3 separate regions of the Homo sapiens genome follow, and regions 1 and 3 are each linked to region 2. Evidence: chromatin loops called from intact Hi-C (ENCODE). Cell type or tissue: sigmoid colon. All regions are shown on one strand. Links, peaks and the distances in the headings refer to the core of each region. The heading gives the core; the rest is flanking DNA. Region 1 has its middle 24 kb from the start of LINC01228. Region 2 has its middle 100 kb from the start of LINC01228. Region 3 overlaps LOC105371357 (a long non-coding RNA gene).

The links. Hi-C counts contacts between places; a loop is a spot of excess contacts. Peaks named below come from ENCODE experiments on the same cell type or tissue, not always from the same donor. Only the 100,000 strongest peaks of a DNase experiment are listed, where the experiment ranks them.
Region 1: it touches region 2 in a loop (5-fold over the local background); 1 of 110 quality-filtered maps calls a loop at or near these places.
Region 3: a loop joins it to region 2, with 7 times the contacts of the local background. A loop is called at or near these places in 1 of 110 quality-filtered maps.

What each region holds. Positions count from the first base shown.
Region 1 is chr16:79,845,667-79,856,467 of GRCh38, forward strand. No RefSeq gene overlaps it. Among named protein-coding and RNA genes, the nearest start is that of LINC01228, 24 kb to the left of the region's middle. In sigmoid colon, for the core only: no CTCF peak of the experiment used is centred there; DNase peaks (open chromatin) are centred at 3,315, 3,665 and 4,835.
Region 2 is chr16:79,923,928-79,934,728 of GRCh38, forward strand. No RefSeq gene overlaps it. Among named protein-coding and RNA genes, the nearest start is that of LINC01228, 100 kb to the left of the region's middle. In sigmoid colon, for the core only: no CTCF peak of the experiment used is centred there; a DNase peak (open chromatin) is centred at 6,134; H3K27ac peaks cover 973 bases.
Region 3 is chr16:80,054,061-80,064,861 of GRCh38, forward strand. The region is part of intron 1 of LOC105371357 (a long non-coding RNA gene); the gene reads left to right. Among named protein-coding and RNA genes, the nearest start is that of LINC01228, 230 kb to the left of the region's middle. In sigmoid colon, for the core only: no CTCF peak of the experiment used is centred there; a DNase peak (open chromatin) is centred at 4,341; H3K27ac peaks cover 776 bases.

The DNA.
Region 1 (10,801 bases), core at 2,094-7,093, 80 kb before region 2:
AAGCATCTTTGCTGTGTTTCTTTATATCCCTTTTCTATTTCTCCAGTAATCCTTTGAGGTAGATAATAGCTCAATTCGGGAGTACTTACTTCTTGTGCATTCTCTCGTGACATCCTAACAACTCCACGTTGTATGTATTATGATCCCAATTATTTAGCAAATGAAATGGAAGCTCCAACAATCACATGTAACTTGCCCAAAGTCACACAGGCAATGACAGAGCTGGAGTTCTGACTCAGCAACCAGTGTCTCCAAACCCAAACTCTTCCTGCCTGCCCCTTCCACCAATCACAGCTCTCCTGCTGCCTAAGTCCTTTCTGCCTCATCACCCTACCATATTTGCCTTTGAATTCTGACTCAGGACTTGGGGTAGCAGGCATAATCTGCGCTCTCTTTTGAAACAGAGACTTTGTAAAGGTATTGAGAGAAAGAAGAACGAACTAACGCCTCCCCCCACCGCAACCCCACAGTAAACAATAAAGTTTATATCATCCATTCTATTTTTTTTTTCTTTTGTCACCCAGGCTGGAGTGCAGTGGCATACTCATGGCTCACTGCAGTCTTGCCTCCTGGGCTGAAATGATCCATCCGCCTCAGCCTACCAAGCAGCTGGGACTACAGACATGTGCGACCATGCCCTGCTAATTATTGTATTTTTTATAGAGATGGGGTCTTGCCATGTTGCTCAGGCTGGTCTTGAACTCATGACTTCAAGTGATCCTCCTGCTTTGGCCTCCTAAACTGTTGGGATTACAAGCATGAGCCACTGCAGCTGGCTATGTCAGCCATTCTTCAGTCCAGTTCTGCAAATTGTAGCCTGGTGCCCTCGGCTGGATCATTACTATCTGGCAGGCACAGTTTCTGCATCGGTGCAGAGAGAAGCTGCATAGATAGAAATGAAAATAGAAATTTTATTCCCTAGATAGTTGTCAGTGTTAAACAGGATAATGCATGTGCGTGGCTAGCCTAGACCCCTGGGATGCAGTTGGACCTCAATTAATGTTTCTGTAGCATTCAATTCACCAAGAGGCTTGTTTTCAGCTGAGGCCTGAGTTTGCACCCAGGAGACACTGGGCCATGCATGGAGACATTTTTGTTTGTCACCCCATTTTTGTTTGCCAAGTGTTTTTGGCATCTAGTGGGTCGAGGCCAGGGGTGCTGCTCAATATCCTACAATGCATGAGACGGACCCCACCACGAATAATTATGTAGCCCCAAATAGCAGCAGTGCCAAGGTTGAGAAATGAAACTATGAAGTGACTGAAAGGTCTACCCTCCCTTAACGTGGACTTTGGGAAAATTCCCTGACCTCTTCTGGCCTTTGCTTTCTCATCCTGTCAATGGGAGCTTTGCACTTGCTGGTCATGGGGACCCACCCAGGTGCATCATTACCAGCTTCTGGAATGTTGCTCCTCCCACTGCTGGTGCGGGCTCCTGTAGCCACCGTGGAGGGTATAAGCATCAGAAATGGCAGCCCCTTGCTGCCTGTGATCTGTGTCTTTTGCCTTCCTGAGGTGGGAGGGTTCAGAAAGCCCAACCCATCCCCACCCTTCCAGGACATTCTTTCTTGGCCCTGCGCTGGCATGGCTGTCGGGATCGACAGTCCCTCACCCGAGGGCCTTGCATGAATCCAGACACACCTTGGCTCCATTGCCCGAGGCCTGGCAGTGGATCAAAGAGCTCTGGTTGGAACATTTGGCAGCAGGAGGGAGATCAGCAAAATGGTCCTGCACTGGGTGCAGCATAAGCACAGCCTCCCAGGTAGCTGCTGTCTGTGGCCTCTGCAGCTTCTCTCTCTGTCAGAGCCTGGCCTTCTCTGGACCCTTCTCCCGGGACACTAGCACCTCTCCTCCCACGCTTCTGTGTCCACCCTCCCCCCTATATCCCTAGATCCTGGTGATGTAGAATTGTGAATGGATCTCAGTACACCACAGGAGTGTGCAGTGTGACCTGTGCATAGTCCAACTTCTCTGCTTCCTTCCCTGAAGGAAAAATAACAGCCGCAACAGCTCCCGTTGTAACCAGCACCTGGGTGTCAGGCTCTGAGCTGTGTACTTCACGTGCATTGTCTCATCTCATCCTCACCGCAACCCTCTAAAGTAGATTCCATTATTATTCCCATGTTGCAGTCATTTAATAACTATGTGTTAGGCAACCATTTAAGCCCTTTATATCATGTGAGTTTTCATTTGCTCATTTGGTCCTCACAGCATCTCTGTGGGATAAGTACTAGTCTCACTTCCATTTTACAACCAGGAAAACGGAGGTACAAATAAGTGAGTGTGTAATGGATCTGAGATTCAGACCTAGATCATCTGCTTCCAGAGTCAAAGCCCTTAATCACTGTGCATACTGTCTCCAGAATAAACAAAAGCAGATTCAGAGAGGTTAATCAACTTGCCCAAGATCACAAAGTCAAGATATGTTAGAAAGACTAGTAGGACCCAGGTCAGTCTGTCTAGAGCCTATTTATTTTCCCACAGTACTACTTGATGTGTGTGTGTGTGTGTGTGTGTGTGTGTGTGTGTGTGTGTAGTTCATCTCTTTCTTTATATATTTATTTTTTGAGATAGAAGTGACTTTAAAAACACATGTGCCTATCTACGATAATTTCATTAATCATAACTAAATAAAACAAACTGATAGGAACAATTCATGGTTGACTCTACAATATGTGGACTACTATAAGAACTGGAAATTAACTAATGTCCTTGATTGTCCTTAACAGATTTAATGAGGAAGGCTAATTACATGAAAATACTCTTATTTCCAGTTTTAGAAACTCGTCAAAGCAGGGAGGGCTTCCATTCTGATGAATAGATTGAAGCTCAGAAAATGTAAGGACCAAGGACCTGAACTAAGACAAGTCCTCACTGAGTTTCGTCTAACCCAGAGGCTGTGTTCTATAGGTTAGCTGATCCTGCCTATTGCGCGGATCCTGAAATATGAGACAAAGCTTCGAGCTAGGGTACAGAGGTGTCCGGGAGCAGGTAGCCCAGGCAGAAGAAAGAACAAATGATGACAGGTGGTATCACCTCTCAGCTGGCCCCAAATCCCTGTCTGGTAAGGTCTGGAAGCTTTCACAGTGCTGCATTCTTCACTGAGGCTCACAGGGCTTAATGTAATTGCAAAATATCCTAAAAAACAACATTTTATCATTTTCCTCCAGAGCTTCTCGCCTTGTAAATAGCGTGTTGGCACATGTTGAAGCCCAGCCACACAGCTCTGTCTCCGGCTTCTGCAAAGTGGCGTGAGGCCTGCTGTTGGTGTGCAGGGGAGTGCAGGCCAACCACGCCCCAGGAATGGGAAACCTCCTTTCGCTCCCAGGAGAGGCTGTGGCAGAGCCAGAGCTAGACTGTGCCTTTACAAGGCATTTGCTTCTTATGAACCTGCTCCAAAATCACTGATGAGCTCACAGAAGAGAAGCCATAAATCAGCAGGCTGGGGCTGGGTCCTTTGCTCACAGTAGGCAGAGGATGCAGTGTGGACCTCCCTCCAAAGGCCCTTTCACCACCAACTTATCCTGCCTTCCCACCTTCCCGCTGGTCCTGCAGCAGCCCAGCTCCCCAGCTCCTGGAGGCCTGGCGGCTGTCTGCCATTCACACGGTTGAGCTGCCCCAGACCTGCCCGTGTGGGCCCCACCTTGCCACTCCCACTTGTCTGCTCCCAGGACAGCAATTGTGCAAGAAGCCCCACACGTGAGCGGGCATCAGGGCGACAGCCAAAGAGCCTCTCTGTGGTGATGCTGGGGCGGAGAGGCTACCTGGCAGCCACTGGAGCGCAGTGACATGGGCATGAAACCTGAGCACCTAGCTCATCAGATGACAGAAAGCCTCGGGTGAGAAGAGACCTCCGTGGGATGCAGTGATGCCACATTAGAGGCCTGCTAGGTACCCAGAAGAGTCACTTTATGTGGATATAGACCCTGAGCACGACTGCACCCACTTGGTCAGCTGTCCAGGCCATGGTCCCTCTGAGGCAAGTCTCAACTTTTCTCCACGTGCCAAAAGAAAACCGTATCTGACAGCTGAAGAAATGGAAAGTGGTGTAGCTTTGACTGAAGCTTTCCTGGGGAAACGGAAGAGGGGGTTACATCAAACCCCACAGGGTTTCTGGAAGTCTCTTGTAAACATCCTTGACCCCACTCCTCCTACAGCTGCTGCTTCCTCCCTTTGGTGTACCCCAACCACCTCGTCTGCAGTCTCTCCTTTCACCTGGTTCTGTGTCCCTCTCAGCTGCCCCTCAAAAACCCTTCAACTTCCACATCTCACTCTGCAAAGCGAGAGTGGTGACGCTTGGCAACATAGAAGTCTAGTTAGCAAACTACAGATCAAAAGCAAGTCTGGGAAGCCTTATGCCACCCATTAATATAACCTTTGTTTTTTAACTTGTTAATTTAAAAAGTATTTTATGTTTTACTCAAACAAAAAGTGATAGACCCCCATATACTGGCCAATCTGATCTGACCGATGTTAACATTTTCCCCTGTCTTTTCTGTGGATGTACCATTCTTTTTTTTTTTTTTTCTTTTTTTTTTTTTGACACGGAGTCTCACTGTGTCACTCAGGCTGGAGTGCAGTGGCGCGATCTCGGCTCACTGCAAGCTCCGCCTCCTGGGTTCACGCCATTCTCCTGCCTCAGCCTCCCGAGTAGCTGGATATCCCATTCTTTCTCTCTCTCCCTGATCCTCTTCTCTTTCTCTCTCTAAAATATATTATATAGAAGGTAAAGCCCCAAAGACCATTTCTATTTTATTTTCTCCACGTCTAGAAACATCCCTTTCCATGTTTGGTGTCGTTTGGTCTGAATCCAGGATGGCACCGTGTTTATGAGCACAGACTTGGAAGCCAGCCTGGCTCTCAGCTCCAACTCTGTAACAACTAGCTGAGTAACCTGGAAGAAGTTGCTTAACTTTGCTCTGTCTCAGTCAAATAAAAAAGGGGATAGTAAATCAACTGTATGTGCAATCATCAAATGTTGATACATTTAAAGTGTCTGGAGCAGAGCCTGGAAAAAAATAAATGCTTAATATTTATTAACTGTTATTATGATCCATGAAAAATAAATAGAATGGCTATTTGGTGTGTTTTTAAGTTTCATCTAAATTATTTCATGGCATTACACCTACACACCTACACACCTACACACACACACACACACACACACACACACACTTTGCGACTTGCTCTTCTCACGCATTTACATTATGTTCAGGTCTCTCTATTTGGATGCATGTAATGCATTCATTTTTCTTGCCATAGAGTGGAATATTATTGTTGTTTTAATTTACATTTCCCTGATTACTTATTCTAAAATTTACTTGGAAAAGTAAAGAGCCCAAGCAATTTTAAAGAGGAGAAAGAAAGAAAGGAGACTTGCTCTATTATAATGATACTAAGACTTATACATTTAAGCAGTGCTGTCCAACAGAGCTTTCTACAATCATGGAGATGGTCTCTAGCTATGCTACTCTAATATGGTAGCCTTGGGTCACATGTGGCTACTGAGCACTTGAAATATAGCTAGACTGACTGAGGAAGTTAATTTTTACTTTAATTGAACTTAAATAGCTACATGTCATTGTGACCCATGTGGTGACCCATCACCAGACAGCACAGGTTTAGAGTATCAAAACATTGTGATGAAGTCGCAGAGACCAGCAGTAGACCACAGAAACAGCAGCGAGTCTAGAGACAGACCTCAGTGTTTGGTGTTAAGTCCTAGAAGGCATTGTAAGACAACAAGGAAAATGGTGGGAATATTTTTATCCAATGTTTGGGTTTTCTATTCTTTGAATTTCATTTGTCATTGAACTACTCCCTCTTCCTCCTCCCATTGTTTAGTGTGTCTTTTATTTATTAATATGTCAGAACGACTTGTATATTTGGATATAATATAAAAATTATATTTATCTTAGTTTGTGGATTTTTGTTTTATTTCTTCTAAAAAGAAAAGGGATACATGTGCAGAACATGCAGGTTTGTTACATAGTTATCCATGTGCCATGGTGGTTTGCTGCACCTATTGACCTGTCCTCTAAGTTCCCTCCCCTCATCCCCTACCTCCCAACAAGCTCCGGTGTGTGTTGTATCCCTGTCTGTTTCCATGTTCTCATTGTTCAACTCCCACTTATGAATGAGAACATGTGGTATTTGGTTTTCTTTCCATATGTTAGTTTGCTAAGGATGATGGTTTTCAGTTTCACCCACGTCCCTGCAAAGAACATGATCTCATTCCATTTTATGGCTGCATAGTATTCCATGGTGTACATGTACCACATTTTCTTTATCTAGTCTATCATTGATAGGCACTTGGGTTGGTTCCATGTCTTTGCTGTTGTAAATAGTGCTGCAATAATCATATGTGTACATGTGTCTTTATAGTAGTTGATTTATATTCCTTTGGTTTTGGGTCAAATGGTATTTCTGCTTCTATATCCTTGAGAAATCACCTTACTGTCTTCCACAATGGTTAAACTAATTTTCATTTCCACCAACAGTGTAAAAGCATTCCTCTTTCTCCACAGCCTCACCAGCATCTATTGTTTCCTGACTTTTTAATAATTACCATTCTGACTGGCTTGAGATGGTATCTCATTGTAGTTTTGATTTGCATTTCTCCTATGATGAGTGATGTTGAGTTTTTTTTCACATGTTTGTTGGCCACATAAATGTCTTCTTTGGAGAAGTGTCTGTTCATATCCTTTACCCACTTTTTGATGGGGTTGTTATTTTCTTGGAAATAATGTTGAAGTTACTTGTAAATTCTGGGTGTTAGACCTTTCTCAGATGGGTAGATGGCAAAAATTTTCTCCCATTTTGTAGGTTGCCTGTTTCACTCTGATGACAGTTTCTTTTGCTGTGCAGAAGGTTTTTAGTTTAATTAGATCCCATTTGTCATTTTTTTGCTTTTTTTTTTTTTGCAATTGCTTTTGGCATTTTTGTCATGAAGTCTTTGCCCATGCCTATGTCCTGAATGGTATTGCCTAGGTTTGTTCTAGCATTTTTATGGTTTTGGGTTTTACATTTAAGTCTTTAATTCATCTTAATTTTTATGCAAGGCATAAGGAAGGGGTCCAGTTTCAGTTTTCTGCATATGGCTAGCCAGTTTTCCAGCACCATTTACTTAATAAGAGATCCTTTCCCCATTGCTTATTTTTGTCAGGTTTGTGAAAGATCAGATGGTTGTAGATGTGTGTTGCTATTTCTGAGGTCTCTGTTCTGCTCCATTGGTCTATATGTCTGTTTTGGTACCAGTGCCATGCTGTTTTGGTTACTGTAGCCTTGTGGTATAGTTAGAAGTCAGGTAGCATGATGCCTCCAGCTTTGTCGTTTTTGCTTAGGATTCTCTTGGCTATACGGGGTCTTCTTTGATTCCATATGAAATTTAAAATAGTTTATTCTAATTCTGTGAAGAATGTCAATGGTAGTTTGATAGAAACAGCATTGAATCTTTACTTTGGGCAGTATGGCCATTTTCACAACACTGATTCTATCTATACATTAGGATGGAATGTTTCTCCATTTGTTTGTGTCCTCTCTTATTTCCTTGGGTGGTGGTTTGTAGTTCTCCTTGAAGAGGTTCTTCACATTCATTCTTAGCTGTATTCCTAGGTATTTTATTCTCTTTGTAGCAATTGTGAATGGGAGCTCATTCATGATTTGGCTCTCTGCTTGCCTATTGTTGGTGTAAAGGAATGCTTGTGATTTTTGCACACTGATTTTGTATCCTGAGACTTTGCTGAAGTTGCTTATCAGTCCAAGAAGTTTTTGGGCTGAGATGATGGGGTTTTCTAAACATAAAATCATGTCATCTGCAAACAGAGACAACTTAACTTCCTCTCTTCCTATTTGAATACGCTTTATTTCTTTCTCTTGCCTCATTGTACTGGCCAGAACCCCCAATACTATGTTGAATAGGAGTAATGAGAGAGGGGATCCTTGCCTTGTACTGGTTTTCAAAGGGAATGCTTCCAGCTTTTGCCCATTCAATATGATATTGGCTATGTGTTTGTCATAAATAGCTTTTATTATTTTGAGATATGTTCCATCAATACCTAGTTTATCAAGAGTTTTTAACATGAAGGGATGTTGAATTTTATCAAAGGCCCTTTCTGCATGTATTGAGATAATCATGTGGTTTTTGTCTTTGGTTCTGTTTATGTGCTGGATTACGTTTATTGATTTGCGTATGTTGAACGAGCCTTGCATCCCAGGGATGAAGTTGACTTGATCATGGTGAATGAGCTTTTTGATGTGCTGCTGGATTTGGTTTGCCAGTATTTTATAGAGGATTTTCACATTGTTATTCATCAGGGATATTGGCCTAAAGTTTTCTTTTTCTGTTGTGTCTCCTCCTGGTTTTGGTATCAGGATGAGGCTGGCTTCATAAAATCAGTTAGGGAGGATTCCCTCCTTTTCAATTATTTGGAATAGTTTCAGAAGGAATGGTATCAGCTTCTCTTTGTATTTCTGGTAGAATTCAGTTGTGAATCCATCTGGTCCCGGGCTTTTTTTTGGTTGGTAGGCTATTAATTACTACTTCAATTTCAGAGCTTTTTATTGGTCTATTCAGGGATTTGACTTCTTCCTGGTTTAGTCTTGGTACAGTGTATGCATCCAGGTATTTATCCATTTCTTCTAGATTCTCTAGTTTATTTGTATAGTGGTGTTTACAGTATTCTCTGATGGTAGTTTGCATTTCTGTGGGGTTAGTGGTAATATACCCTTTATCACTTTTTATTGCGTCTGTTTGATTCTTCTCTCTTCTTTATTAGTCCTGCTAACATTCTGACTATTTTATTAGTTTTTCCAAAAAACCAGTTCCTGGATTCATTGATTTTTTTGGAGGGTTTTCCATGTCTTTGTCTCCTTCAATTCTTCTCTGATCTTAGTTATTTCTTGTCTTCTGCTAGGTTTTGGATTAGTTTGCTCTCAGCTCTCTAGCTCTTTTAATTGTGATGTTAGAGTGTCTATTTGAGATCTTTCTAGCTTTCTGATGTGGGCAGTTAGTGCTATAAATTTCCCTCTTGACACTGCTTTAGCCATCTACCAGAGACTCTGTCCCAGAAATGCTGTCTCTTTGTTTTCATTGATTTCAAAGAACTTCTTGATTTCTGCCTTAATTTCACTATTTAACTAGGAGTCATTCAGGAGCAGGTCGCTCAATTTCCATGACATTGTGCGCTTTTGAGTGAGTTTCTTAATCCCGAGTTCTAATTTGATTGCACTGTGGTCTGAGAGACTGTTTTTATTTTTTCCGTTCTTTTGCATCTGCTGAGGACTGTTTCACTTCTAATTATGTGGCCTATTTTAGAATAAGTGCCATGTGGCACTGAGAATAATGTATATTCTGTTGATTTGGGGTAGAGAGTTCTGTAGACATCTACTAGGTCCACTTGATCCAGAGCTGAGTTAAAATACTGGATAGCCTTGTTAATTTTCTGTGTCATTAATCTGTCTAATACTGACAGTGAGATGTTAAAGTCTCTCACTATTATTGTGTGAGAGCCTAAGTCTCTTTGTAGGTCTCTAAGAACTTATTTTATGAATCTGGGTGCTCCTGTATTGGGTGCATGTATGTTTAGAATAGTTAGCGCTTCTTGTTGAATTGTTCCCTTTACCATTATATAATGACCTTCTTTGTCTTTTCTGATCTTTGTTGGTTTAAAGTCTATTTTGTCAGAGACTAGGATTGCAACCTATGCCTTTCTTTTTTTTTTTTTTTTTTTTTTTTTTTTTTTTTTTTTGCTTTCCATGTTTTCCTCCATCCCTTTATTTTATTTTGAGCCTGTGTGTGTCTTTGCATGTAAAATGGGTCTCCTGAATACAGCACACCAATAGGTCTTGACTCTTTATTCAATTTGCTAGTCTGTGTCTTTTAATTGGGGCATTTAACTCATTTACATTTAAGGTTAGTATTATTATGTGTGAATTTGATCCTGTCATCATGATGCTATTGGTTATTCTGCACACTAATTGATGCAGTTTCTTCACAGTGTCATTGGTCTTTAAATTTTGGTGTGTTTTTGCAGTGGCCGGTACCAGTTTTCTCTTTCCAAATTTAGTGATTCTTTCAGGAGTTCTTGAAGGGCAGGCCTGGTGGTAATGAAATCCCTCAGCATTTGCTTGTTTGGAAAGGATTTGATTTCCCCTTTGCCTATGAAGCTTAGTTTGGCTGGGTATGAAATTCTGGGTTGAAAATTCTTTTATTTAACAATGTTGAATATTGGACCCCAGTCGCTTCTGGCTCCTAGAGTTTCTGCTGAGAGGTCTTCTCTTAGTCTGATGGTCTTCCCTTTGTAGGTAACCTGGCCTTTCTCTCTGGCTGCCCTTAACAGTTTTTCCTTAATTTTGACCTTGGGGAATCTGATGATGTGTGTCTTGGGGTGGATTTTCTAGTGGAGTATCTTAATCTTGTTCTGTGTATTTCTTGAATTTGCATGTTGACCTGTCTTGCTAGATTATGGAAGTTCTCCTGGATAATATCTTGAAGAGTGTTTTCCAGCTTGTTTCCATTCTCCTCATCTCCTGCTGGTACTCCAGCTAATCGTAGGTTCAGTCTTTTAATGAAGTCACATATTTCTCAGAGGCTTTCTTCATTCCTTTTCATTCATTTTGCTTTATGCTTGTCTGTATGTCTTATTTCAATAAGGTGGTCTTCAAACTCTGATACCCTTTCTTCCGCGTGGTCAATTCAGCTGTTGATACTGATTTGGCTCTGATGAGTGGAGGAACACCAGGGTTCTTGGTCCTCATGCTGGTTTAGATAAAACAACACAGATACACATGGAGTGGTTTTA
Region 2 (10,801 bases), core at 3,940-8,939:
GTAATAATAAGACAAAGTAGATAATATTTTGAAATGAACTAAAATAAAAACATAATGTATCAAAATTTGTGAGATGCAGCTTAAGCAGTACTTAGAGGGAAAATTATATCATTAATTGCTCACATTAGAAAAACGAAAGGTCTCAAATAAGTGACCTTACTTTCCCCTTTAATAACTTGGAAAAGCAAATTTTAAATAAGGACAGGAAGCAAGGAAATTATAAAGATAAGAGCAATCATCAATAAAGTAGAAAAACAAAAAACAATAAAGAAAATTAATGAAACAAGAGCAGGTTCTTGAAAAAAATCTATACAATTGGTAAATCTTTAGCCAGACTGAACATGCACACACACACACTCCACATGCATAGCTATGTGTGTGCTCATAAAAGAGAGAGCAAAGGGAAGGGGAGGTGGAAAGAGGAAGAGAAGACCCAAATTATTAATATAAAGTGCTAAAATAACCGATATTTCAAACATTAAAAGGGTAAGAGAATATTATGAACTTCATTTAAATAAATTTGATAACATTGATAAAATGGACACATCTGTTGAAAGACACAAACAACCAGTTTCTTCAAGAAGTAGATAACCAAGATAGTCCCATGACTAGTAAATATATTTATTTTGTAATCTAAAACACTAATAATGAAGTTTAAAAGAAAAATATTTAATACACTGAACTTCATCAAAGTTAAAAGTTTTCTGTTAACAAAAACTGCTAAGACTGGGAGAATATATTTGTAAAACAAATACCTGATAAAGGAATCATAACCAGAACATCAAAATAAGTATTCCAACTCAACAATAATAATAAAAAGAAACTCTTAAAAAACTGGGACACTTCTCCCAAAGAAGAGAGATACAAATGAGAAATATGTATGTGAAATAGACTCATATCATTAGTTATTAGAAAAACACAAATTAAAATCACAAAAAGATACAACTATGCAATTCACTAAAATGGCCAAAATGCTAAAAGTCAAGTAATACCAATGCTGGTGAGGATGTGGAACTATTGGAACATACATTCATATGAACTATTGGAACATACATTTTTTTTAATGGTGAAACCACAATTGCTTTTGCACCAACATAATACATTTAGTACATAACCCAGGAATCCCATTCCTAGGTATTTACCAGAGTTAAGTGAAAATTTATGTTCATGCAAAGACTAGTACTGCTTATAGAGTAGTAAATCAAGTAGATCTCATAGATGCTTTATTCAATATGGCCCATAACTACAAGCAACTCACACAATTGTCTACTGGTGAATAGATGGTGATAGATCCATACAATGGATTATTACTCAGCAATAAGAGGGAACACAGTATTGATAAATGCAATAGCGTAGTTGAACGTCCAAAGTATTATGTTAGTTGAAGGTAGTCAGACTCAAATATAGCATGCATTGGGAGGCCGAGGCAGGTAGATTACAAGGTCAGGAGTTTGAGACAAGCCTGGCCAGCATAGTGAAACCCCCTCTCTACTAAAAATACAAGAATTAGCCAGGCATGGTGGTGCACGCCTGTAGTCCCAGCTACACGGGAGGCTGAGGCAGGAGAATCCCTTGAATCCAGGAGGCGGAGGTTGCAGTGAGCCGAGATCGCACCACTGCACTGCACTCCACCCTGGGGGACAGAGTGAGGCTCTGCCTCAGAAAAAAAAAAAAAAAAAAAAAAACCAGACAGTAGAATCCATTTATATGAAATTCTAAATACAATAAAATTAATGTTATGGAAAGTAAATCAGTGTTTTTCCAGGACTGAGATGGGAGGAGGGAATAAACGCAAAAAGCATGAGGGAGAAAAAGAGGACACAGGGTAGTGGAAATGCCTTATTATGGAGATGGTTACACGGGGGAGTGGAAATGCCCATTGTGGAGATGGCTATATGACTGGATACATTTATGAAGACTCATGAATTACACTCTCAGAATTTATGAATTCTATTATAAATATGTATATATTCTATTATTACATATATGTATTTTACCTCAATAAAGATGATTCTAAAATTACAAGTTCTGTGTCAAAAACAAGTTGTATTTTTAGAATGATCTTCTTTATGTATTTATATGTTTTATATGTTTCTTCTTTATATAAAGAAAAAAATAAATCCCACTACTCAATAACATTCAATAATTACAGAAATAAACAATGTACATTTAGTGTTTCTCTCTCATGCCCAGTTACAATTATTTTTTAGCAAAAATAACATGTTGGCATACATAAAGTACATTTGTACATATACTAATTCACATGCACATAAAGTAACTTTAATTGTTTAATAGTTCATCAAGTTAATGGGCCAAATTTTATTTAACCATTTTTTAGTTATTGGAAATTTAATTTGTTTACGCTTTTTCTGTAACATAAACGATGCTGTGATAAATACCTTTGCACATAAGGGGTTTTTTCTCTCATATTTTAGAGCAGCAATTTTATGGTCTCTGTGGGGGCTTTGAATAAAATAAACTCTTTCTGTTCTAGGAAAATATGGTTCAAGATACTTGGTTGCCTGGAGCCACTGAATTAATCAGTAAATGATCATGGACAAAATAGAGATTTCCTTCGCAGCCCTGGGCTCCTATAACTGATATAAAAATGATGAGAGTGAACATTAAGGAAATGCTTCTATGTATTAGGAATGTTAATATAAAGATGTGATTAGAAGGCACAGAGAAGTTAAGTGAGTTGTGCCAGGAAACACAGCTAGTAAGTGACAGAGCTGGGATCGGGGACCATTCCGGCTTCCACTAAACTGCCTCTTGATGTTAGCTAATACATTTTTGTAAGCAATTCCACTAAGATAATGTCCACATGGAGGCGTTTTTAGAGCAAAATTAATCTCTTACCAACATTTTCCTTCTTGTATTTTCTTTCTCTTATTGGGCACTAGGAAGCTCTTCCATTTTACTCAGAAGACTTTGTGGCAATGGGCTAAAAAATAACGAGAGCTTAAATAATCAAAAGAAGAATGTGTTGCAGTCAAAATCCTAAGAAAAAGTGATCTAGCGCCAGGGCCTAATAAATCCCTCCTGCGATGGGCTTCAAAAACTGGCCGCGATGGAGTGCTGACATAAATCCTCTGTGGATGTACAGCTGACATTTCCCTGCATCGTGACACATCAGGAGGACAAATGGTGTAAATCCTCCTGTTGGAATTGGTGCATTGTCTGTGTGCACAGCTTACTTTTCTGAGTCCCATCCTATTATATACAAAACTTGTTTCAGACACCTGTTCCCCAGACAGAACTTCGAACTGCCTGCAATGTCTTGAATTAGCAGAGATGATTTCAAGGAACTCACATCTTCATAAGCTTCTGCTGCTACCCTCGTCCTGTTTTTCTCCATAATCTCATCCACTCTCATGGTTTTGCATACTTACTTTCTCTCTTTCCAGCAAAATATCCAGCCAAAGTCCGTCTTGGATGTTCAGACCTATACATCTCTGTCTTCCCCCATCTCCTGTTAGAAGTTTATAATCATCATACATTTTACATAAGCCAAAGAATGCTCATAATTTTTACATTCTAACTCTAGCCTGCTTCTCTCCTATCTTCTCCCATTTCCTTGAGTGGTATCACTACCACTAATGTTACTCAGGTCAAAAACAAACAAACAAAAATGTTAATTGGACCTGTTATTTCCTTTTCCTCACGTGCAGTCAAACGTGAGCTGCATTGATCAAATCCCCAACTTCTGTCTCAATCTGACTGCCCATTTCTGTCTCTACTGCCCCTGCCCTTGTCTTAGTCACCCTCCCCTCTTGCCTACACCTCTGCAGTAGCCATTTGATGGATGTGCCACATCCCTTTTCATGTCTCCTACAAATCCATTCTCTTCTGGTCATTTTGAAACACAAATCTGACCATGTCACTCCATGGCTTAAACCCATTGATGGATTCTCATTGTTCAGAGGATAAAGTGAAAATGCACAGCACAGCCCGCACCTGCTTAATTGGTCTGGCTTCTGACTTCCTCTGCATCCTCACCTCACTCTCTTCTACTCAGCCCCACTGTCCTCTTTCTCCTCCTTTGAATGCACCAAGTTCGTCCCTTCAAGCTAACACTCTTTCCTTGCCTCTTCACCTAGTCAATCCATTTTCATCCCATAGTTCTCAGTGTAAATGCCACTTCTTCAGAGGAGTGTTCTCTTATCACTTGCTTTCCTGCCATCAAGTGGCCCATTGCATGTCCTTGTATGAGGTTGATGCAAAAGTAAGATTTTTGCAATTATGTTTTTAATTGCAAAAACCACAATTAATTTTGCATCAACCTAATACGTGATTGCCTTCATCATAATGGCATTTACATAGTCATTTTCATACCTCTTACCGATCACCTGACTCTACCCATAGAGTGTAAGGTTCATGAGGGCAGGGTCTGCATCTTCCTTTTTTATCACTGAATCTCCAGAGCCCAACACAGAGCCTGGCAACACAGAATGTTGTTCTCTAAATACACATGGAACCAACGAAATCAGAAAAGCCTTGCCCTGCACAGAATATGAAAGGGTCCTAAGACTCATGACTGTTTCCACATTTGCTTGAAAGCCAGCATGGCCTCGCTTCCTGGAATTGGTGCCAGGAGAGGTCACCTCCCTAAAAGACGCACTCTGCCTCCTCCTGATGGCTGTTCCCCGTGGCCAGCAGAATGTCAACTCTCCCACTCCCTGAGACTTTTCTGGGCAGAAGCATTTAGGCTCAATCCTTGCAGAAAAACTTAGTCCAGAAAGAAAAAATAAAGAGAAACCAGAATGAGAAAGCTGCCTTTATTACAGCTAAACTGTTGGCTTAACTTCCTAAAATACCGTTGAATTTTCTTTCTGCATACAGCTGTGTTTATAGAAGGCAATATCATGTATGTAAATAAATTCAGATGCCGCTCGAGTTATTTTAAAACAATCAGTCTAACACTAATCAGCTTACTCAGAGACATAATCTTACCCTAAAAAAGTGACAAATCAGTACACAGTGTGCAGAGTAAAATCCATGGAGGGTAAGTCGAATATAAATGTATGAATGTTGCCAATGTCAGAATTTGAGGTTGGTCATCCCAGATGCTTCAGGAAAGCCGCCTCCAACTTCTGCTTCACCCTTCTCATCCCAGCATCCCAGAGGTATAATGTGGACAAGAGATATTATCCATAAATCTGTTCCCAATCCTCTAGGAAGGCCACATCCTTCCCCACTGCCATGCCTATACCGTTTCCTTTGCCTGGAATGTGTGGAACCTCCTAGCCATTCAGAAAGCAGCCTGTGTTTCAAGGCCCATCTCAACTTCTCTTCTTCTGTAAAGCACATTTTTCTGTCTCATGTGCTCATTGCATCTTATATCATTATGAAAAATAACTGATGTTATTTCCTAGAAGTTATTGATCATTGTGTGTCAGACATATCTGAATACTCTAAATGTGTATTCACTCAAAAAGGTTTTATTCTATGAACTCCTATTCTTATCACTCCATTTTACAGATTAAAAAACTGAGGCAATGAGTGACTAACAGCATACCCAAGCTCATATAGCTAGTAAATGGCTGAGTCAGGGCTCCAGTGCCTCCTCTGCCTATAGCTACTCTTAGGTTTGTCAATTGTCAGACATCAAGTTGTATGTATCACTGGATTATTTCCAATCATCTGAAGAGAAATGTGGCTGCTTTAGAGATGTGGACACTTAGACTCAGGGGAGCAATGTAATTTGCTATTCTTATTTCTCAAAAAATAAGGGTTGGGGCTGGATCTAAATCCACCTCTATTTTACACCAATGTCTGTTTTCTTTCAAGAAAAAATATGTCCAGGCACTGGTTCAATTTTCCTCTGGTTATTTATACAAATAACTTCGTCTTCAGGGCAACTGCCAACACATCATAGTTAAGCAACAAAGTTCTTTGTTTTTTAAAGGGTATCATGTATTATACAAAGATAATTCTCTGGTTCCTCTTGAGACGTTTATAGTCTAGCTGAGGACAAATTAATACTCATGAATTAGTAAGAAAACCTTAAGTACTAAGATTTCTGTGCTCAGTAACCCAACACAGACCTCAGAAGAGGGAGAAATGAGGGCTGCAGGAATCTGGGCAGGCCCCTGGTAAGAGGATCACCCTGCATTGGAATCCCATTCTCCTTGTACCAGCTGTGTGAGCTTGGCCAGGTTTCCACACTTCCCTGAGCCTTTGTTTCATGAATAAACGTCTTCTCTCTTGGTGTTCTGCAGAGGAGTAAATGAGGCAAGTGGCAATGTCTGGTATGGTACTGGGTAGGCACAAAATCGATGCCAATCCCTCCTTTCTTTCCCTTTGATTAAGCTTTTCACTACTGCCAAGGCTAATGAATAGACCAGGGCATTCATCAACACTCAGGTGTGTGTCCTGTGTGTATCCTTCAGAAAACTCACTGCTCCCCATGTGGTAGACTCCAGGATCATCTCCTAGAAGATCTAAAATCATTTAATTTTTGTAGGGCAAGCTTGTCTGCGTGTGTGTGTGTGTGTGTGTGTGTGTGTGTGTGCGTGTGGGTGTGTGTTAGTAATTTCATAACGTTAGAAATTTTTCAAAACTAACCGGCATGCAGTAATCACTACTCAATCCATCCTGGGAATCTTGACAGCATGGACTGAAGAAGAGACACACATGTAGCAAACCTATTCTTACTATCCTTATCTATATTATTATGGCTATTTTCATTATTGTTACTATTAGTTTATGATACTATTACCATTTATTTATTTATTTATTTAATTTATTTTTTTGAGACAGTGTCTCACCCTATTGCCTAGGCTGGCTTGCAGTGGCACGATCAGGGCCCACTGCAGCCTCAACCTCCCAAGCTCAAGTGATTCTCCCACCTCAGCCCCTAGAGTAGCTGCGACCACAGGTAGTGTCATCATGCCCAGCTGAGTTTTATATTTTTAGTAGAGGCAGGGTTTCGCCATCTTGCCCAGGCTGGTCTCCAATTCCTGGGCTCAAGCCATCATCCATCCACTTGGCCTTCCTGTATGCTAGGGCTACAGGCATGAGCCACTGAGCCTGGCCTACTATTACCATTTCTAAAACTTACTATTTTTATTTCCACCCCTATGAACACTACACCTACTACCATTGTCACTCTACTAATGCCCCTCTTCCTCCTTCTCTCTTCTTCTTTCTACTGCAACTGCCACCACTGCCACTCTATTAAAAATCCAGCTTATTTTTCTTGTGCTGTAATAACTGCCATCAATACCACCTGATTACAACTCCTCCTCCTCCTCTTACTACCTCTAATACTAATACTACAACTACCACCCCGACCCGACTCATCTTCCATCTCCTCCTACACCTACCCACATCATCTTGGAATAACTTCTCCCCCTACTACTGTCATTACTATACCTAACACCAGCATAGTATTACAGCTACTATGATTACCAGTATTACAACAACTACCACTACCACCATCCTATTTTAACTCCTACTGATCCTACTACTACAACTACCATCAACACCACCCTACCGCAATTCTTCCTCTTGATATTACTACTGCTAATATGGTAACTACCATCACCACCAGCCTGCAACTTCTCCTCCTTTTCTTCCCATGATGATGACCACCACTACCCTCCTAGTAATACTACTAGTAGTATCTATGACGTTTTTTTAATGCTTACTAAGAACCAATCGTTGTGCTATACACTTTGCATGTATTTTTCATTCAGCCATCATAACCATTTTGTGATATATATGTTTATATCATTTTCATCTGGTGGATGAGTCAATAACAGCTTACAGAGCTGAAATGAGAGTCCCAAGGCCCCACCTTGGAACTCACACTAGCGCTCTCTGATCTCCAGGCCTGTGCCCTTTCTAAACCTCCATGCTGCTTCCAGCCACCCTGGCTTGGACAATTGTGTTTCTGATTTTTCTCTTTTTCCAAATTCTTGTGCATGGAGATGGGAAGTCCACCCAGTAGGGAAGGACAATGACTGGACACAGGGCTCCAGAGTAAACAGGAAGCTCACACAAAGCATCCAGCTGGCTGGGCAGCTTGTCTACTGACCTTGGCCTCACTCATCTATCCTCCCCACATCCCCTTGAAAAAGTATGTCCACACCTGAGATAATCTGTGCACTGACATTCCCAGGTAGCTGTTTGCTGCCACCTGGATGACCACAGACTGGTTTGAAACTGACATGCAGATCAAAGACAGTGGATAACAAGGTGTCTTTTATTCACTCAGAATCTTTGTTGCCTGGGTCCTCTTTACCCTCCAACCTCACCCATGCAGCAACTGAACAAGCGCATTCTGTTTGTCTCTGGAAAATTTAAAAAAAAAAGGCCTTGCCTGCCCATCCTTAACTCTATAGCAATTATTCTTCATGTCACAAATATAAAGGGCAAAACCACTGGAGGATGCACACATTCATGCATTCAGTTAAATAATCATTTTTTTCAATGAAGATTTAGAAAGAATATAAATCATGCTGGAGCAGTAATGTTGAACAAGATGAAGCTTTCTTCATTCCTGAAGCTCACCTTGCTCTCATGGAGAATATAGAAACAATAGCTAGTCCTCAACCACTGAGACGTCTTACCATGTGGTCCTCCCTTTAAGTCGAGAAAGGTCTCTCTTCAGTGACTCGCTTTATGACATCATGACCAAGCACAGGCTAATAGTCAAAAAATGGGAGTTGGCATGATTTTCCACGCTTCCTTCTTCCCTTCTTTCTTTATTCCCCATCTCCTTTCCTTCCTTCTTCAATCTTAATTGAAGCTGATAACTGTTAGGATATTGACCCCGTGTACCCAAGTCCAGAAACTCCTACTCTGACTCATAGGTATGAGATGTTTATCTTTTCATTTAGAGGAGTCATTTAGATGCAGATTCACTGTGAGGGATTGTGTGTGTGTGTGTGTGTTTGTGTCATCTTTGGTCTTAAGGCTCAGTTCAAATCCTGGCTTTGTAATGTGAGGTCTGTGATGTAACCTGTTTGAGCCATAGCCTCTTACTCTGTAGGATGACAAAAATTGTTGCACCCAATTTGTAGGATTGTGAAGAGGGTTAGGTAATATAATTCCAGATAATGTGAGAAGCAGGGTCACCTCACTGAAGCCAATGAAGCTTAAGCTTTGAGGCCTTTCTCTTGCATAGGCTCTTTCCAAGACTCTGGAAACATTTAACGTTTGTAGTATTTAAAGCTTGATAAAATTTATAGTCTTCTCAGTCTCAATAAATATTTACTTTCATACCTAATTTTTGTGTTATTTTTCCTGAAAAGAGTCCTCAAAACATTTGATCTTCAGGCCCCATAAAACCTGTGCAATATTTAGCTCAAGACCTGGCATATGGACAGCAATTACTAAATGTTAGATGATAACAATTCATTTAATTTTTCTAGAACTTTTTAAGAATTTTTATATTAATTAACTAAAATCATGGAGACAAAAGAAAAGAATAAATGTCCTGATAATTATCAAGGTTATTATTATTGTTATTAGTGATGTTGTTTGAAAAATACGATTTTCACTTCTACAGGAAGTTAATAACTGGTGGGCTTTTCATTCGATATTCTGGTGCCTTGTGGCTAGAGTCATAGGATTTGTTTAAAGTCCCCAAAATAGAGAAAGACAATGAGTGCATTGGTAGTGAGAGAAAGAGAAGGATTTCTAATCATCGATGTCCTGCCCAGTTAGATATTTTTCCATAGATCCATCTATCTGGACGTTTCCATTAGTAATCCCTTTGAGGACCGTTACCAAGGGGCCCAGTCGCACCTCCCACCCACGCAGAGTGTATTCAGCTGTGTGTGTGTCTCTCCATTGTTTCTCACAATTGGAGTCTGAGAGGCCGTCATCTGCCCCACTCTCCTCTAGACTGTGGTCTCATTTTTCTACAGAGTTGAACTCTGGAGATAACATTGGTAAAAAATGTGAATAATTCAGGGCACATTAGAACGCTCTTTGTTTAAATTCACTCCCACCCCATTTCTCTGCAAGGAGCCTGGTGAGGGGGAAGGCGTGAACAAAGTGAAATGGCCAAGCTGCATATTTAAAATTCCATCAGTTCGATTTCTTTAATGCAATATGGTCATTTAAAATCTTGCCCTGTTTGATAAATACCTGCATTTCAAGTAATTGTTAAGATTGTGTCTGTTTTTATTAGAACTTGTTTGTCATTATTGGACAGTCGTTTCTAATCACATTTGTCATGTATTGAGTTTCCTTTATGAATACTGATAGCTCTTGGAATAGATGTTTATGAAGCCCCATTCATTCCTTGAGCACACACAGTATGCCTACCACCCAGGATACCATTTTTCTGGTCATTCAAAAATGAGAAAATGAATAGCAAAAATGAGTGGGAGGTTTATCTTTAGACACAGAAACTAGAATTATGGGGAAGTTTTTGGAATTTTGAGAACAGATTTCTGTGTAGTCAATTCCATCAACTGTGTACTTGGGGAGTTTAGATATTCAGACAGTTCGAACACAATGCATTGACAAGTTTAGATTCAAAGTTGTCCACTGTATCAGTTCAGCTTGAATTCCTAGAACTGTGGGAAGCTTAACAGAGCCAAGTTGTGTCTAAAGTCATTCGGTGAGTAGATATCCACGCACTTATTTGACAAATAGTTATTTACAGTATTCATTCACTCTGTGGCTGTTTATTTATTCAAGAGATGCTTATGCAGCCACTAATTTAATGAATAATTATGCTTTTTAATGGATATTTGTTAAATTTCTACTGTATCTAAAACACAGACGTGAAACTTCACAGCAGCTACATTATTGCCACCATGAGCCCACGAATCTCAGGAAA
Region 3 (10,801 bases), core at 2,045-7,044, 130 kb after region 2:
ATCAAGCCATCACCTTGGAATTAAGCCTTGCATCCATCAGCTATTTATCCTGATGCTCTCCCCCTCCCCAGCCCTCTGACAGGCTCCAGTGTGTGTTTTTTCCCCAAAGGAAAAATTTACCAGCCACTGCAATGTCTTACCTTCTTTTGATATAATCAAGACTTGGTAACCTACCTATCTTTTTATCCTACTGGGAGACCTTATAGTTATAACTGGGTTGCACAATAGTATAAGATGGTTCTTAAATTGGATAGGGCTCTTTGATATGGTGCGTTATTCACCCCAAGTATTAGAATAATGTGGTGCTGAGCCAAAGGCTCTTTTTGGCAGCCCAGATTCAAGCTTTAATTCAGGCTATTTCAGCACTTCTCAGTGGATCACTTGTACCTCCAAATGCATTTGCTCTGACAGATCCTATACTGGAAAAATCACCCTGACCTACCAGGCTAGACTGTAAGCTCAATGAAGGTAGGCCATAGCTGTTTCTCATGGTGTCTTCGGGTCCCAACACAGTGCAGGTATTCAATAAACAACTGACAAAAAGATAGATGTGTAACTTGGCTCTAGATACTAATACAGACCATCATTATCCTAAATGCTGTTTTTTCTCCATGAAAAAGACCCTGATATCCAAACAGCGCCTTTGCACGAAGGCCTTAAATATCAGAACTGTGTTAATTCAATCAAGGAAAGATCTGCCAGATATTCACAGTTGGCTTCTACCACTTGCCTCTCAGCCTTCAGTCTCACTCTCTCTCAGTCTATCACAGCATTGCCAGAGATATTTCTCTAACACCTAAATTGGAGAGATTTCCCCTTGATACAAACCAGAGTTTCTCAACCTCAGCACTGTTGAGATTCAGGGCCAGATAATTCTTTGTTGTGGAGGCTGTCCTCTTCACAATGGGCAAGATATGAAGTCAGTCTAAGTGTCATTTATCAATGGATAAATGGATAAAGAAAATGTTTTGTATATATCTACAATGGAATTAAAAAGAAGAAAAACCTGCCATTTGCAACAATGTGGATCAATTCACCGGCTATTATGCTAAATGAAATAGGCCAGGCACAGAACAATAAATACTGCATGATCTCACTTATATGTGAAATCTTTGAAAATTGAACTCATAGAAGCAGAGAATAGAATGGTGATTGCCAGGATCTGAGGATGGGTAAAATGAGAAAACAAAGTTTTTGCAAGGCAGGATTAATATGTCCTGAAGATCTAATGCACAGCATGGTAACGATGGCTGCAAAAGTTCTTCTTAGGTCTGGTCTGGTGAGACAGAACACTTGCACAAGAAGTCAGGAAAAGCAAAGGTATAGCACATAGGCAGGAAAGATAAACGGGAGCCTAGGCTCAATGGCGAGCCACTCCCTCAAGGTTCAAGAAAGCAGCCCAGGACAGATGGACTCTAGTCTGCTTGGGCCCACTGCAGCTGAGGGACCCTGAAAGCATTTCACTCCAGGTTCTACACCCTGTGTACCACTTGGCTTGCTGTGTTCAAGCATTGCAGAATCCCCTGTTCTCAAAGGAAGGTAGAAAGACCGGATTGTTCTGGACACTTCCTTAACATCTCAGGAGGTTGCATTTTCTCGATACATTCTACAGTTATTTTGTGAACTGCAAGCAGAAGGAGGGAGAGCTGGGGCAGTCAAGGCCATGCAGGGACCTGACCTCCTACAACTGTCAGTAATATTGTACTGTAGAGTTGAAATTTGCTAAGGGAATAGATCTTAAATGTCATCACCACACCAAAAGAGGTAACTGTGTGAGGTGATAGGTTAATTAGCTTCACCCTGATTGTGATAATCATTTTCTAATATATAGGTATATCAAAACATCACATTGTACTCCTTAACTATATACTTTTTTTGAGACAGGTTTTCACTTTGTCAGCCAGGCTGGAGTGTAGTGGCACAGTCGTGACTCACTGAAGCCTCAGCTTCCCAGGCTGAAGTGATCCTCCCACCTCAGCCTCCTGAGTAGCTGAGAGTACAGGCATGTGCCACCACCCAAGGCTAATTTTTAAATTTTTTTTTATACGCAGGGTTTTGCCATCTTGCCCACGCTGGTCTAGAACTCCTGGGCTCACACAGTCTGCCTGCCTTGGCATCCCAAAGTGCTGGGCTTACAGGAGTGAGCCACTGTGCCCAGCCCAACTATATACAATCTTTGTCAATTGTACCTTGTGAAGTTGGGGAGCAAATGAGGCTGCATACCAGCTTGTCTCAAAGTAAGATCTCTGTATCAGACTCAGGGTCCTATTCCAGGTCTAGGAAACAGGGCACCGGGTTTTCATATATTTTCAAGAACCTCAAGTATTTCCAACATAAATTCAAGTTTTAAAATGTATTGGCTTTTAAAAATATGAGGTCTTGCTATTTCTGGAATGTCACAGGACAGCCAAGGTTTTTTTTTTGAGAAAAATGAAGCAAGACTGGGCATTCCCTAGAAGCTTCTGAATGTGAGAATGCAGTGAGAAGGGCTCCAACTGTGAGCGTCATCAGTTTCTTCATCTGTAAAATGAACTAAAGTGTCACTTTCATATGGTGACTATAAGAGCTGGGAAGGGGCTGGGCACGGTGGCTCATGCCGGTAATCCCAGCACTTTGGGAGGCCAAGGCTGGTGGATCACCTGAGGTCAGGTGTTCAAGACTAGCCTGGCCAACATGGTGAAACCTCCGTGTCTATTAAAAATATAAAAATTAGCTAGGCATGGTCGTGGGCACCTGTAATCCCAGCTACTCGGGAGGTTGAGGCAGGAGAATCACTTGAACCTGGGAGGTAGAGGTTACTGCGAGCTGAGATGGTGCCACTGCACTCCAGCCTGGGTGACAGAGTGAGACTCTGTCCCAAAAAAAAAGGGAACGTGCATTCCAGGCATGTCACCTGGAGCTAAGAACTCAGCTGACCTTAGTCAGTGTCAGTTGTCTGATTAGGGAGCATCATTTCCTAATGCTACTAAGAGAACACAGGACCCTGCTAAAAGACAGAAAACAGTTTGGCTGCAGATGGGGAGAACCGAGACAATGCTCTTTTTGCAAACCTAGAGGCAACCACCCTGAATTATAGCAAACTACATTTCTCCAGCACACCAGACCGAAAGCCTCATTGTCCTTCGCTATTTGAACCTCAGTGAGATAAGAGGCTGCTTTTTCAGCTGTCCAATATGTCTCTCGCCATCACATGCAGATTTAGCTTCTTTTGTAAGAGCAGCGGAAGCTCTGAGAGCAAGGGTTTCTGTGCCTTGTTCACTGCTGTATCTCCCGTTTCTAGAATAATGCCTGGAAGAGAGTATGAGCTCAATCCGTATTTGTGGAGGGAATATGTGAGTGAATGGATGGTGTATTCAGGGATACTTTCCTCCCATATTCTTGTGCCTCCCTCTCAGAGTAGAACTGGTTGGCCAGGACATAAAACTGAATGAGTTACACCTAATGTCTGCTATGTTTGGGAAGAGAATGATGGTGAAGGAATTGGTCTCACTTCGTTTTCATGAACCTAGAATGCAGGTACCAAAAGGAAAAGGGATCACGAAAAGACATAAAGGAAAGTGTAAGTCTAAGCATGTTAAATGTTCAATCTCTTACAAAGAATAAACAGCAAAGCTCAGGTGAGGACTCCAGCCAATTGTGCAGGACAGAATCATCAAACAGCTGCTTCTTGCTGGAACCTGCACTGTTACAGGGGGCCTCAGTCTCTCGGTAGTTGTCTTCTTCTTTTTCTAATTGTCCCCCTAGACTGCAAGGACTTTGAGAAAAGTTCTGAATTTTTCAAGGGGAAAAAAAAATTTAAAAAGCGGGAAGGAAACATGGCGAAAAAGAGACAGAGAAAGAGACACAGAGAGAAAGACAAAAAGAGACAAGCAAAGAAGGGGAGAGATAGCAAAAGAGAAAAAAAAATTTTTAAAGAGAAAGAAAATGAAGGCAAGAAAGGGAAAAAGAAAGACGAAAAGTAAAAAATAGGCAAGAAAGAATGAAATAAAGCTGGAGAGAGAAGGCAAGAAAGAGAAAAAGAAAAAGAGAACAACAACAGCAAAGATTGCCAGGGATCTGAGCATAGAGGGAAAGTAGCAGCAGGGGGATCACAAGCCCCAAACCATCTCTGTTTTATTTTCTTTCTTTCCTGCCTCTGCCCTCACCATCTCCGGCCTGCATTTTTCAGCACTTCATTCTACTCAGCCTCTTGCAAAGCCCAAAGGGTGCAAGACCACAGTGTCAGGAAGAGGCTTTTTTTTTTTTTTTCCCCCTTTCCAGTCTTGGCGTAGAGCCTCCGGTGAACATGTCATGGATGGAGGCCAGACACTGTCTCACAAACAACTCGCAGAAGCAAGCCGGGGCCCGCCAATAGGCTCACAGCTTCCTCCCCTGCATGGCTTTGGTGTCAAACGAATCGTTCCTAGGACTTCATGTAGCGTGTGCTGTTTTATGTCCCCAGCATACACCCACAGGCTCTAAATCCAGGCACTGTCTTATTGATGGCTAGGCCTGGAGAAGGGCTTCCCCCAGGGATAGTGTGAACGCCAACATTTGGCAGAGTAGGAAGGAAGACTGGAGAAGGCCATCGGGATTGCTTCTTCTGCCATAAAAATATTTACAGAGCTGGTAGATTGCAGTGGGTAAGGCTGGAGGCTCCAGGAGGCCTTCATTTAAATCCTTATGCTGACGTTGTCCAGCCATGCACAGTATTGCACAAGTTATTTGACTATCTGTGCGTCAGTTTCCCCAACAGACAAATGAGGATACTTATAGTACTAAATTTATTGGAGTTCTTTTGAGCATTAAATAAAACTGGTCGTTCATTTAACATATATTTATTGAGCAGTTACTGTTGCCTTGGGATATTCCTCTTAGAGCTCACTCGGGGGAGATTCTAATAAAAGTAATAATAAAACAAACATCCCACGGAAGTTGCTGAGCAGAGTATCTGGTGCATCATAGAGAAATATTTGCTGTGATTAATTGAGGAGCTTCCATGTAACAGGCACTGTCATAGAACTTTAATTGTATTCACCATGACATCAAATCTTCATAATAATACGACAATGCAGTTATTAAAAACATTCTCATTCTTTTACAAACGAGGATACTGAACTCAGAAGCTTGAAGTGAGCTTGCCTTATGTCACATAATTAGAAAATAAGGAAGCTGGATTTGGGACACAGATCCATTGAACTAAAACCCAAGCCTTCAAATAGTGTGTCTCTGTATCTGCACAATCATAGGTTGTGGACAATTCTAGCTTAGGTGAAGCAAGGGGCTGCCCAGTGCACAGAGTGCTGTTTCCCTTGCTCAAGTTTCTAGTAGGATCATTGACTGGAATTTTACTTCCTCCTTTGTCCTAACTATTTCTAATAGGTCCTTTCCAGAGATAATTTTTTTTCACCTATCTGGAAATAAAATGGGCTAAGGTTTTAGCAGAGGGAAGGAAATGAGAAAAGGAAAATCTGGACCCCAACTAACTGAATGTTCATCATAGGTGTTTAATGTTCCCTTCGCAGACAAGTAAAAAACACAACCCGGTGAATAGTGAAAGACTGGGAGGTGACGCTTAGCAATGCAGGTCAGGTCCCAGCAACGGGGGTTCACCTGAGCCAAGCCTGCATCAAGCCAACAGCAAAGCAACTGGTTGGAGTTGTTAGATGGGTGTGGTGGACGTGGAGGAGTGGAGCGCCATGAGATAGCAAGTGAACATGCCACTTGGCTTCGTGGTTCATGGGTAAAAACCCAAGTCAGCTACTGTTAGATCTTGGCATAAACAACTCTAACTATGTAAAGTTGTTATCACTAAATTAGCATCTATTAAAAGCCTATAATTATTATTTTTACTCGTGGGATGTGTGTGTGTCTGTGTGTGTGGTGTGTGTGTCCTCTTTTAAACCCCGTTTATAAGCATCCACTTAATTCATTTTTGATCAGACTGAACAGGGGCCAAGCCTTTTTAGCTAATATAAGCATTGGCTCGGTGTCAGATGTCCAGGATTTGGAGAAACTCAAAAGACTTGCTCCTGCTCTGCTTTCTTTTTAAAAAAAAAACTCAACTATTTAGAGTCATCCCCCAATGAAAACCCTACTTTTAAAAAAGCTCAGCATTCCCCCCACAATTTCTCCTTTCTTTCAACTCTGATTACACTGTCCCACTTTAAGTTGCTTTGTATTTTTTCAAATTATTTCACTTACACTAAATTTGCTTGTAGACTAAACTAGTTCTTCTTAACAGAAAAGAAAGTTCCTTCCTCTCTCCCTTGTTTCTTTTATTGCCTGGTGGACTTGAGATGGTTTTGAAAAATAAACACACAAAAAATAAAAAGAAGGAATTGGTTCGAATGAGAAAATAAGAGTAGAGAAATAAGATCAGGGTAATATTAGCATAGAAACTGTGAATTCTATCATCCTGTGCAAATTCTAGAAGTGGAGTGCAAATGTGACTCAGAGGTAGCTAGCTTTCAAGGCAAGCATACATCTTCAGTTACAAAGTTTGCATTGCTCATAAGATATATCAAACTAGGAAAAGCACAGAATTTCCGGATATTGAGGTCAGAGAGACATTTCTTCCATGGGTCTACATGAAAAGAAACTGTCATAGACTCAAGGTCATCTTCAGTGATCTCAATTGCACCAGAAGGGAGTTCCCCATATGATGATCTTACATCAACCTCCAACTCATGTCCCCAAGCAGGATGCCAAGTCAAATCTGTGTTGGTCAACCACTTCTGATGGTTTTGGCAGGGGCTAGGCCCTTTCGTCTTTGGTGTTCTTCATGGCAGGTACCACATGGCTGGACACACGAGGTTAACAAAGGAGTTTTGAGTTTGACTTCATAAGGACAATCCTCCCTGACAAGTGACATCCTTATTATAAGATGCCAGTGACTTGAAGGATTCTTTCCTCTCTAGTTCCTAGGCCTTGCAAGCTCATTGTGTGTCAAACAATATAATACTCATCAGTTTTCTCTAAAAACCTGCTATTTCCATCCATGATCCATCCTCCACCTTGTGGTCCAAGCCAGAATCCATGGTGTCCTCCTGACTAACTTCTTACCCCTCCTTTCATGTCTCATCGAAGACTTCTTCAGTCTCTCTTGCATCCACCTGCCCCTGGTGCCAATGTAAATTCCATAGCTCAAGTCCCCATCACTCTGTCACTTGGACAAGAGGCTCCTGACTCCCTCCTTCCTGTTATCTGGTGCCTCCTAACCCAGGCTCACAATGGAGCCAGATGGTCTTTCTGTTTTTTGTTTTTTTGTTTTTTTTGTTTTTTTTTTTTTTGAGACGGAGTCTCGCTCTGTCGCCCAGGCCGGACTGCGGACTGCAGTGGCGCAATCTCGGCTCACTGCAAGCTCCGCTTCCCGGGTTCATGTCATTCTCCTGCCTCAGCCTCCCGAGTAGCTGGGACTACAGGCGCCCGCCACCGCGCCCGGCTAATTTTTTGTATTTTTAGTAGAGACGGGGTTTCACCTTGTTAGCCAGGATGGTCTCGATCTCCTGACCTCATGATCCACCCGCCTCAGCCTCCCAAAGTGCTGGGATTACAGGCGTGAGCCACCGCGCCCGGCCCAGATGGTCTTTCTAAGCCCACATCTGATCACACCATTCTGCTTATAAATCTTGGGTGATTTTCCCATTGCCTAAAATATGAAGTCCAAACTTAAGCCTTCTTTGGGTATCAGGAGGTAACCCTGATCCTTCAAATAAATTTACTTTGTTTTGCCTAAAAGGCTCAAGTTGGTTTCTGGCATTCATCAATGTAATACAACAAAAACAAAAATAACCTTAATTCATACTTTGCTTTATAGTTTACTCATTTTTATGTGAACATAACACTTTTATTTTCAATGAGCAATTATGTAACATTGACAGTCTCTGAGAAGTCATGGGGGGCTAAGGCAAATGGGAGCAGCTAAGAGAACTAGAAGGGATGGGTGTCCTGGGGAGAGTATTGGGGAAGAATGACAAGAAGGAATTGAAGAAAAGAGGATGGTGCAATAGGATGGAGTCATAATATTGGAAATTATTGGAGAGGGAGGAACAGGGAGGCCAAGGAGGAGCTGGGAAGACTAGGAGGAGAAGTCTTCATGCAAGGGCATTCAGGGAGGCACTGGGGGAACTTGGAAGGAGCAGAAAGTCCTGGGAAAATAGGAGCCGTAGGGTGCCCGGGAGCGATGGAGTTGTAATACGTGACCCTGATGGCCAGTGTGCATCCCTAATATCCCAGGGGCACAGCACAGCCTGACAAAGAAGTCTGTCAGGTGGAGCAACCAGGGGTGGACTTAATGTAAAGCAATGATGGCCACAGAGTAGGGAGAATCACCCTTGACTGGCAAATTGAGCAGTTGGGTGGCTGCTTGTGTAGCTCCAGTGAGAAACAAAGGGTCCCTGATCAAAGATCAAGTCTCACCCACCCTAGGGTTCTCAGATTCAAAGACTTCTGAGTAAATGTCAGCCTTTCTGTCCCCTTCAGTCTGGATCAGACACATGCTGGTGCCCACAGCATCACTCACTCCTTACAAAACCACTCATGACATGTACTGCTCATTGAATGCTTTCCTCCTCCTTTTTATTTATTTATTTATTTATTTTGAGTCTCACTTTGTTACCCAGGCTGGAGTGTAGTGGCGCAATTTTGATTCACTGTAACCTCCGCCTCCTGGGTTCAAGCAATTCTCCTGCTTCAGCCTCCCGAGTAGCTGGGGTTACAGGTATGCGCCACGACACCTGGCTAATTTTTTGTATTCTTAGTACAGACAGGGTTTCACCATGCTGGCCAGGCTGGTCTCGAATCTCTGACCTCGTGATCCACCGTCTTCGGCCTCCCAAAGTGCTGGAATTACAGGTATGAGCCACCGTGCCCAGCCTCTTCCTTCTTTATCGCCACACTGGGAGGCCCACGAGGGGTGTGGACAGGGCTGCCTGGTTCATGTGCTGTCTGCAGGGCTCCCATGGCCCCCAAAACCCAGGACAGCAACTACTCAATAGCACGTTGAATCTGTGCAAGAAAAAACAAATCAAAGAGGGAGCCAACAGAAACTATTTGGAAAGAAAATCAACATATCTATGTTAACAACTGACTTTCATTCAGCAAATATTTATGCAGTGAGGATTAGGCATCCCGCAGAGGGCTGGGCGTGGAGACGGCCTCTGGTTTGTCTTTCCCCTCCCCACCCCACATAACCATGTCCAGCTTAGCTGCCTTTCCATCCACTGCTCAACCTCCATCGGGGACCTCCTTTTATCCATATTTTTCCATGAACTAGAATAGAACATGGGCAAATTTTCAACCTCATGTCCCTATCTTGGTTCACTGAAAGGTATTTACCATCTTGGAGAAAATCCTTCTTTTTTTCTTATATATTTAATATGAAAATATGACATTTAATCCTTTACTTAGTGGCTCTCTGGCCAACAATTGTTGGAAATGATTATCAGCTGACAACTTCACTTCCCTCCAAGACTGTGAGGGCTCCAGGAAAGACTCAGTACCAAGCATAACTTGGGAGAAGGAGCTCAGCCTGCATTTCCGTCCTCACTTTCAAGCTGCCAGCATTTTTAATGGGAAACCAGGCCCATGTCAGAGTAGGAGGAGGAGAAGGGGACATTTTGAAACCGAGAAGACACATCCATAAGCCAGCAGGCTGACCACATTATCTAAACGGCTATTTTATAGCAATATTATGCACTCAATTAAAAAAACGTTGAAAGTAAAAAATGTACAAAGATAAGGCCCTGGTGAGGGAGTGGAACCCTGACAGGCCTTTCTTTCCCCCTCGTAGGAGATACTTTTCTTGATTTTGAAACTGAAAATGCTACAGTCAGCAGCAGCTTAATTCCACATTGCAATTAGGGTTATGCATTAAACCAGGCCTCTGAAGACGACTACCCTAAAGGAACTCAGACTAAATGAAAACCAGACATGTGGCCAGGGCAGTTGGCACCAGCCAGCAACCCAATATATAGTAACTATAGATTTAAAATGAAAATTAAAAGCAGTCATTACAGTTAAATTAATGTCATATTCACCAGCTGTTTATTGAAAAGGAAAAGAAAGGAAGTGATGTGGGAATTCTAGAGGCTGTTTACACTACTCTGTCTGTAGTTCAACGAAGATGGGTGAGCTATTCGCTTATTGAAGGGAAGGGCTGTCAACACACCTTTGATTTCTGGCTCAAGTTTGTGCTTTTTAGTGTCTACATTGGGGCTCCTTAGTCTAGAGGCTAAATCAGAATCACCCAAGTTGATTTTAACATCTACATGACGATACCCAGCCCCTACTCTGTGAATTCTGGTGAACTGAAATGAAGGTGGGACATGGGAATCTAGATTTTTACAATTCTCTACCAGTGTTTCTAAAAGCTGCTGGCCTGGGTTGAAAACAGCTGAGTTCCCAATTTTGGTCTCCTTCTAGCTGGCTCCACCTGTGAGCTTGGGGGTTCCTTCTACCAAAATCTCCTTCCCCCCTTTTTTCAATGGGATCATTCCCTTCTCTCTCAACTCTCCCTGAAAGTTGGTTACCCCATCTAAATCCCCACCATCAACCTCCACCAATGAATCTATCCCATTTCCATTATATTTATCTCACGGCACTTACTATCTAAAATGGTCCTGTTGCTCTTCTCAGAAATACCTGCAGCAGCAATTTAACCCAGTAGAATAAACACACTGAGAAGAAGGCCTGGACCTTCCAGGCTGCATCTAGTGCCTTGCACACCACTGACCTCAATAGTTTAATTTAAGAATGAATGACCAGGATGTGTCATTTCGGATAGTCTCAGGTAGTTCTTACGCAGAGGAAAATAAGCTGT